2 separate regions of the Homo sapiens genome follow, and region 2 is linked to region 1. The links are chromatin contacts, found by Hi-C or POLR2A ChIA-PET in ENCODE. All regions are on one chromosome and are shown on one strand. Each heading gives the region's core, a stretch centred on a gene start or an enhancer-like site at or near the end of the contact. The rest is flanking DNA. Distances are from core to core; before and after follow the strand shown. Region 1 holds the start of LINC01625 (long intergenic non-protein coding RNA 1625). Region 2 has its middle 65 kb from the start of LINC01625.

The links. Hi-C counts contacts between places; a loop is a spot of excess contacts on that map. ChIA-PET counts read pairs that join two places held with the same protein, here RNA polymerase II (POLR2A). Pooled maps may share reads with other maps.
Region 2: a pooled map shows a loop between it and region 1 (2.1-fold over the local background). The contact joins the enhancer-like site here to the promoter of LINC01625 in region 1. A Hi-C loop is called at or near these places in 1 of 168 maps with a recorded cell type or tissue (CD4-positive, alpha-beta memory T cell) and 1 of 50 pooled maps. POLR2A ChIA-PET finds 5 or more read pairs at or near these places in 2 of 52 experiments (CD4-positive, alpha-beta memory T cell and OCI-LY7).

The regions. Positions count from the first base shown.
Region 1 is chr6:139,472,058-139,476,394 of GRCh38, forward strand. LINC01625 (long intergenic non-protein coding RNA 1625) reads right to left here and starts at 2,539. Exons shown (of 4, transcript NR_033919.1): 1 at 2,509-2,539; 2 at 875-998; 3 at 470-538. RefSeq lists an enhancer at 928-1,428.
Region 2 is chr6:139,537,498-139,541,834 of GRCh38, forward strand. No RefSeq gene overlaps it. Among named protein-coding and RNA genes, the nearest start is that of LINC01625, 65 kb to the left of the region's middle. Within about 2 kb of position 2,419, at least 22 of the 41 ENCODE cell types and tissues checked have a DNase peak (open chromatin) inside an H3K27ac peak, as active enhancers do.

The sequences.
Region 1 (4,337 bases), core at 1,289-3,788:
ACTGCACTCCAGCCTGGGTGACACAGCAAGACTCCACCATAAAAAAAAAAAATTTGGAGACAGATGTGATAATAATGTCAATAATCTTTATGTAATAGCATCCATAGTTTGCAAAACACTTTCATATACATTATCTCTTTTGATAATCTGTAAAGTCATGTAAGATCTTAGGAGGAAAAATGCTTTATATTTATATAAAAATATTAATAGTAACAGTGGTTTTAATTTTAGATAAATCATTTGTCATTTATAATTCTATGAAGAAAAATGCTATGAAAGACAATTATATATCTGACTTTTGTCACTCTATAATTTGGCCTATGCTCTCAGATGTAAGCAAAAATGCAAAACAACATTTGTACTCCTTACTCATATATACTACTTTCCACACTTTGCCTCTGTGAAAAATGCTACATTTCAAGTTCATGACTACAAGCGTTAATGCTGTGAATTGGAAATTACAACATACCTCATTGCATACTCCATTAACTGTTTCCACTTCTCCAACAATCGGAAGCCAGAAAGGCTTGATTTCTAGCTAAAAAGCAAAGCGAGATTGAGGGAAGTTCAGAGACGCCATGAAGGAACTGGTGACCAGAGTCCCTTGCTGCTTATGGAACCCACAAGAATAAAGATAGCCGCTTTTCGGAATTACGATTCTAATTCAGGATTTGTGGAGTTTACTCTAATTTGGTGCTGTTCTGGAAAAGGCTATGTCGAAAAGAATTTGTTTCTAGAGATTTTCAGGAAAGTAGCCAATTCAAACTGCTCAACCCTGTGAGATCATTCCTGGCTGGTAGCAAGAACTTTCTGTCATGTGGGGCTTGCTTGAGAGTGAAGAGTACCCGCATATCCACTGCTTCTGAATTCATACCTGTTGGGGCTTATATGCACACGTACACACCAGCATCTGGGTCTTCATACCCGCTTTTCACACTGATCGTGTGAACTGATTCACAAGCCTTCAAGTGTCCTAGTTAGACCAATTTAGTCCAGCTCTGAAAGAACAGATAGGTAAGATAGACTGTCACATTCCATCAAGTTAATTTCTAATTTCACAATTGAGGTTTTAATAGGACGTCTGGCCTATTAAGGTCTTTTACTCTGTTCAAGAGCAACCAAACACCGCTGCCAATTCTATCATTAAGATCAAGCTGCTGTTCAGCGACCCTCCCCTCGGCTGCCCTTCCGTCTTGGGGCCTTCCCAGCCTGCCTATGGTTAGGAGCCGTTTAAAAAGTTGCACTCATTCTAGTTACACCCTGCCACACCTCCAAGCCTGTGGATGATTTCGTCTGAGTTCCCAGCAGTCTTAAAGCTTTGCCAACAGCAGACGGAGGTATCACGCTGAGCTCTGTGGAGAGAAAGCTTTGCACTGTGCAAGTGACCCATTTGGCACCAGAGAGGGGGAGGGGAAGAGAAATCCTGATGGGCTCCAGGGACTCCTCATCCATCTACTTCTCCCCGGGATCCTCTCCTGGAGGGCTCTTGCAAACACAGTTGCCCCGCCACGGTGGAGGATCATCAACAGAAACCCACGAAACAAGGCCATGCCCCGTGGCACTCTGAGTCAGTCCCGTAGCGTGATTTACCAGCTCTCTGAAAAAAGAAATCTGCTAGGACCTGGGCTGGAACCGTAAGATGTAAAGATGTCAAGTTGAAAAACCTAGGGTGGGCCCAAACCTCCAACTCCCCAGCCCCGATTCCCACCCTGGGAAAATCATTCCAGTGTAAACATTTCTTTTTACATTTAGTATATCTGTGCAAGAAAAACTACTTTATTACTCAACATTAATAACATTCACTTTGAACCTTAATTCTGAAAACCACAGAATTTTTTAAATGCTGTAAATAGCTGACACGGGTGTTCTTCCCTTGCTTTCAAAGGAATTGTTTTTGTAATTACTGAGCAGGGTGAAGCTGAATTTCCCCTGCAGTAAACAGGAGAGTGTGTAATGAGATATCTTAACTAAAAACATTAATCATATTCAGATTAATTAATAATAGAAAACTTTCAGGACATTCTTAATGCTTTAAAAACAAAAAAGCTTTTATTTTTTGAAGTTGTTAGGTCTCCATTCTAGTTCTGAGTACAAATAAATGCCTGACATATGGTCTAAGCCAAATTCCAAAATGTAGCAAAAACAGTGCCTGCATATTTGGCAGGAATTTAAACCAGTTCAGGTCAGTGTCTCTTTCTGCCCAAAGAAGAGTTTCTGCATTTGCACTGAGCTAGGAAAATAACACAGGAAAACATGGGGAACAACACGGAATATTGTAAGCTCCAGTACCCGGCTGGCCAAAGAATAATGTTTGGGGCAACTCTGAAATTACCGCCCAGGCTGCAGTTTGGGTTTGCATAACGTCTTGGAGGACTGTGAGCAAGACAGAAAGTACCGATTGCATTGTTGTAAGGAAATTGCCTTCCCCCTTCTAAAGCTCTCACCTTGCAAATCACCCCCTCTTAGCAAAAGCACATCTTACTTGTTAACTCTTCCCCTGCTACTAACCTTTTCAATCATCCCCCTTCATCATTGCAGAATGGCCTTTGGAACAAAGCAGCATTTTAAAGCCTTTCCCACTAAAAGTTTGCCCCTCCCCCCCTTTAAAGAGGCAGTGTGGGGGTAATTTTCTTTCTTCCTTTCTTTTTTTGTGTTTTTTTTTTGTTTTTTTTTGTTGTTGTTTTTTAAATTTGTTTTTCTGCAGTGTACTCTTGTGAGGTTGTCATTGTTTGGGGGTTGATGGATATTTCTTCAGAGATACCATCATATCGCTTGTTATTGTAACACTTATTGGTGATAAAGTTCAGACTAAAAATTAAGCAGCTGCAATGTAGCAGCACAAATTAGTTTAATGTAAGCAGTCAGGAGCAGCTGGCTGGCTCAGGACTTGAATTTAGCTGTGGGGGGAAGGGTTCTGTGACGCTGATGTGTTTTTTTCCTCTACATAAACATTTTTGGCTGTTGCAGCTTTTGTGCTGATCATGTGACAGTGTCCCTAGGCAGATAATTTATTTCTGTGGCTTTCATGAGCAATCATTAACCTTCAGACACCCAGTTTGCTTTTGCTTTGTGGCATTTATTATTATTATTTTATTATTATTATTATTATTTTTCGTATACTAACTAGTTTAATTCAGAAAGTGTCAGGAGAAAATTACAACCAATTTACGATAGACTGCAATGCATAATACTTATGTTTCCATTAAAGCAGACCTTGCTTATAAGACCATTCTCATAGCTTTGAGGGTGTTTGTGAATCAGGATAATTATTTTCAGTGTGTCTGTCGTTAGGATGCTCCTTTAGTATCCTCTTCTGATTGCCAGGCCTCTGCAAGCTGGCCTTGGAGAAACTCAATTTGGAGATCAACCTTTGGCAGTCTTCGTCTACTCGCTAGGAGGCTGGAACCCCAGAGGGGTTAGAAATTGGGCTTCTGGAGACAGGCACTACTTCGGTCCCTTCTTCCTTCAACAACTGACACGCCAGCCTTCAGTAAACAGTGTGGCCATTTGTAGTGAATAACTGGAGCTGGAATATATTGGGGTTGAAAAACAAAGGAAATTAGAAACAGTGTCCTGCATAAATCAGAAGGGGGTGGGGGACAGAAAAGTATCATTTCTGACATCTACTAATCATGCTGACCTGTTTTCTGAATTTATCTGTTTTGTCCTTCTCAGATCTGTTTGTGTTGCTCAGCCATTTCTGCCAACCAGTAATTCAGGAGTGAAATGCACAGGGTCACTCTTTGGTGTCTATCATACATGATATCTTCAGACACTTTCAGAATGCCGATTATCTCGTGGGTATTGTGTGGGCCCTGTTAGATATTCATTTATTCATTCTCTCATGGTGCAGGGTTGGTAGGGGGAGCACTCGGGACTACTTGCACAGAGGGATTTGATAAAGTGTATTTATAAGCCCCAGTGTACTGTGTTTGGTGAAAAATAACAGAAAGACGTAACTCCTTTTCTGTTTTCTTCATTTAGAATATTCCAATCATGAGAGTTATTTCATAATTAATACATAGAATGCAGCATGAAAATTCAATGTTTCCAAATGTTTGATTCAAAAGCTAAAAAAAAAATAGGAGAAATTGATCATTATCATTCTTTAAACATTTTAAAGCACCCTCAACAGACTAGGTACTACGTACGCTGAACGGGAAGAAGAGCTTGACCACTGAACGATAGAAATGAGGATGCCTCAGTAGCCGGGTGATCTTTGATGAGTGAATGCGTCCCATAGGTGTAATGAATGTGATAGGGCACAGAATGTTCTATGAGTTGCATTGTTGCTGGGGTGGGGGCAGGAGGGTGGGTAGGATATGGGAACTTCTTTG
Region 2 (4,337 bases), core at 1,169-3,668, 65 kb after region 1:
GGATCTTTCTTCTCTTGCTAAAGGGGGCTTCTCTCCACACTCCTGAGAGCTCTTAGCTTCTTGTGCACATTTACCCTTGTCCAGGCCCTGTCGTATGAATAGTTCTATTTCATTCGACTCTTCCTCTCCAGACATGTGGGAGAAAGATGACAATTTGAAAAACATAGGCCAGCCGTGGTGGCTCACGCCTGTAATCCCTCACTTTGGGAGGCCGAGGTGGGTGGATCACTTGATCCCAGGAGTTCGAGACCAGCCTGGGCAACATAGTGAGACATCATCTTTACAAAAAATAAAAAATTAGCTGGGTGTGGTGGCACATGCCTGTAGTCCCAGCTACTTAGGAGGCTGAGGTGGGAGGATCACTTGAGCCTGGGGAGTTTGAGGCTGCAGTGAATTGAGATTGTGCCACTGCACTCCAGCCTGGGTGACAAAGTGAGACTCTGTCTCATAAATAAAGAAATAAAAATTAAAACAACAACAACAACAACAACAACAACAAAACCCTAGGCTGGGCGCAGTAGCTCACGCCTGTAATCCTAGCACTTCGGGAGGCTGGGGCAGGTGGATCACTTCAGGTCAGTGGTTCTAGACCAGCCTGGCTAACATGGTGAAACCCCATCTCTACTAAAAACACAAAAATTACCCAGGCATGGTGGTGCATGCCTGTAATCCCAGCTACTTGGGAGGCTGAGACAGGAGAATTGTTTGAACTTGGGAGGCGGAGGTGGCAGTCAGCAGAGATCGGGCCACTGCACTGCAGCCTGGGCAACAGAGCAAGACTGTCTCAAAAAAACAAACAAACAAAAAACCTGGTTCTAGTAAAGGCTCTCCCACTTACTAACTTATTCACCTTGCGTAAATCACTTAACTTCCCTCAGCCTTGGTGTCTTTCAGCTGTCAATTGGCAATTGTCACACTCTTTGTGGTATCTATGTCTCAGAAGCTTCAGAATCAAGCAATCTAATCCCTGTCGAGAGCCTGAAAACCTTATAGTTCTCACTATTGGGTACTGTTTATGTTGACATTTTTTCTTCACAGGAGGTTCACAACACATCCGTTGAAATGCTGGGATTGTGACTGACTCAGTTAGGCAGGAAGAACAAGTCCTCGTGTCAATGAGTGGAAGGATGACACATTTGCTGGAAAATACAGTGTGTTGTCGTATTCACACTAACACCACTGAGAAGTTGATCCTGTTATTATTATTCGCAGCGACATTTCCTGGCTTAGACCTAGCGTACTGGGTAATGCCCATATGTTCAGAACAGTCAATACTGCAACGGCGAAAGGGAAAGGCTCGGGGGGTGGTGGACTACTGGAAGGGTAAATGGGAGAGACAGGTTATACTTTTATCAAGATTTTCTTTCTTTCTTTTTTTTTTTTTTAAAGAGCATTAGCTGTTACATTGTTATGATTACATCTGTGGGACAGGAGACATGGACCGGAGTTAAAAAGCAATAAAGCATATAGGCTATCACTGTCTCTAACACAGTGACTCTTGGCAAAATAGGTAGCTTCTCTAAATTTTTCTCATTAATTAAACGGAAATGGGAATGGTAACTACCTCCATTGGGTTGCTGTGAGTATTAAATGAGATAACATGCAAAGTAACTAGCACATGATGATACTATGTGCATGTGCATGGCTAGCGCACACAAGTGTGGGTGCACTTGAATATTACCCAGTTTCTGGTTCACTGAGGAGCCACCCATTCCACCAATCATTTGCTGATCCTATATAAACATAATGCTATGCTGCAAGGCAGTGAGCTCCCAAGTTGCTTAGAATCTAGATAGGAAGTAACGCCAGGCACTGTGTCTTACACTTATAATCCCAGCACTTTGGGAGGCCGAGGCAGGTGGATTAACTGAGGTTAGGAGTTTGAGACCAGCCTGGCCAACATGGAGAAACCCCATCTCTAGTAAAAATATAAAAATTACCCGGGCGTGGTGGTGGGCACCTGTAGTCACAGCTGCTTGAGAGACTGAGGCAGGAGAATGGCTTGAACCCAGGAGGCGGAGCTTGCAGTGAGCTGAGATCGCACCACTGCACTCCAGCCTGGGCGACAGAGCGAGACTCTGTCTCAGAAAAAAAAAAAAAAAAAGAAAGGAAAAAAAAAAGAAAATGAAGAAGACAAGGACACAGAAAACAAGGAACAATACAGAAGGAAAGTAAATAAATTAAGATGCTAAGTACAGACCATTACTGATTATAAGTGCTGAGAAAAGTATTAGTCACTTGAGACCTGAAAAACTCACAGAAGTGCTTCACAGGCAGCATATCATGGAGAATGACTATGTTTTAAATTAGGGAAAAAATTCCAGGTGTAGAGCAAGAAGAGCAAAGCCATGCTGAGGAAGGAGAAGAAATCCTGGCTAGCCGGAATGCCCAGCCAATGGGAACTGGCCGGATTGCAAGGCAAGATCGGGCATCCCTTCCAGGGACGCCGTCATTGGCTCGAACACCGATAGGGTCTGCTCAGTCATTGCTCAGGAATTCTTGCTTCTAAAGGGAGCAGCTGCAATGAGCAATGCCTGGGAACACATTATTAACTCGCAATACACAGTGTGGCCCGCTCTTCCTTTCTGTAAACAGTTACTTGGTGATCAACAACGTCTACTGAGTGGTTTTGGTTTGCTAGGCATTAAGAAAGGTTATGAAGCAAGTTGAGACCATGCAAGATACCTGGCCAGAAGATCATTCTCAGTATGAACGTAGGATAAAACACACAGGTCACGAGAATAAATGTTTACAGAATAGGAGAGCTACACGTTTTAAGAAAGAACATACAAACCAGCATAATATAAATAGAAGCTGGGGTGACATGCCCCATTTGTTGACAAGGGTGGGGTAGTTGTGAGGTTGGTGTGTGTGCAAAGCAACATTGGGAAAAGCTGAAATCACGATTTGACTCTGCTTCCCCTGATGCAACAGAGGCCTACTCAGCCTTGGGGGAGCAGGCGACTCGCCACAGTATTTCCTGTTTGCTTGTCACGTTGCCCATTGTATTTGATCTTGCTCCAGCAAAGCGGTGGTGATGTGTTCAATCATTATTTCTTAATCCTCTCCATCTTCTCTCTCATTTTCTTTCTTATTCATTGATCATGTGTCTCCACTCATTCCACCTCAGCCTGATGCTTGGTGGAAGTTGAACAACTTCCTCCCTCAGTTGCTGACAATTCTTTCTCATCCTGCAATATTTTTAGAATGTTCTGGGATTGTGGGGATCCTTGGATGCATTCAGCTTCTTGCTAAGTGTTGGGGCAAGCAAAACTCTGGCAGGTGAGTTGACTGCGTCTGTAATTTAGAATGAGAGTGAGAGAAAATATAAATGTGGGTACTAAAAAATGGTGTTAGTCTTGGAAAACGAGGTTCAATCATAGCTCTCTAAGGTTTGTATATGCTCATAAACACAACTGATAGAAGCAAAGAACAACCACTTCCAGTCAGACACCTGCCAAGTCTTTGGGAAGTTGAGGCAGAAAAGATGATGGAATGGCTAGGAGGGGCTCTCCCATCAGCTTGATCTCCTGGGAGCAGTGACTGGTTCTTTTTCCTCTCTGCTGGATGCATTGTAAATGCTCACTTAGAGCCTTGCATGCATGAATAAATGAACAAACTCTAAAACGTTTCCATGGCTAAGAAGTAACTTTGAGCCAAGCCATAGTCTTCTGAGGCTTAACTTCTAGGTTTAGCAGAAAATCACTGTGGCTCTGAATTGTTCCTGGACTGACTGCAAGTTTTGGTCATTTGGTGTTTCCTTTGGAATAAAACCACTATGTGAGGCCTGAGATCAAGCGCCTGTGCAGCTTTTCCTGGAGAAATACTGTTGGTGGTTGCAGGGTCTTTTTGTTTCTAGAGTTTTATTTTCTGAGACCCCTTGCCATTAATATTAGTATAGCTGTAGAATTTCGACATTTAAATTTTATATATAAATTATAGCATTTAACATGTGAGTATTCAAAATCCACAACTATTTACTTTCTAAGTAAAATACACATTATTTTGCATAAGAATAAATAGCAAAAAGTATCACATAGAAGAAAATCCACATTGTAACTTTGTCATAATAATGTCCTTGGATCTATGATTCTTTTTAAGAAAAAAAGAAAGAACTATTTGTCGCATGGACTAGGGAAAAATGGGTGGGGGATACAGGCACCTTCTTTGACAAAAAAGGAATTATATTTTGTGTCATTCAACATTTTTCTCTCTCCTTTTTCTGCCAACCAAAGAACAAAACAAAACAAAAACTCAAAAAACAAAGAAATCACTGCAACAATAGCAGCAACAACAAAAATACTTAATAAGAGGATTTAGGTGGAATGCTATAAAAA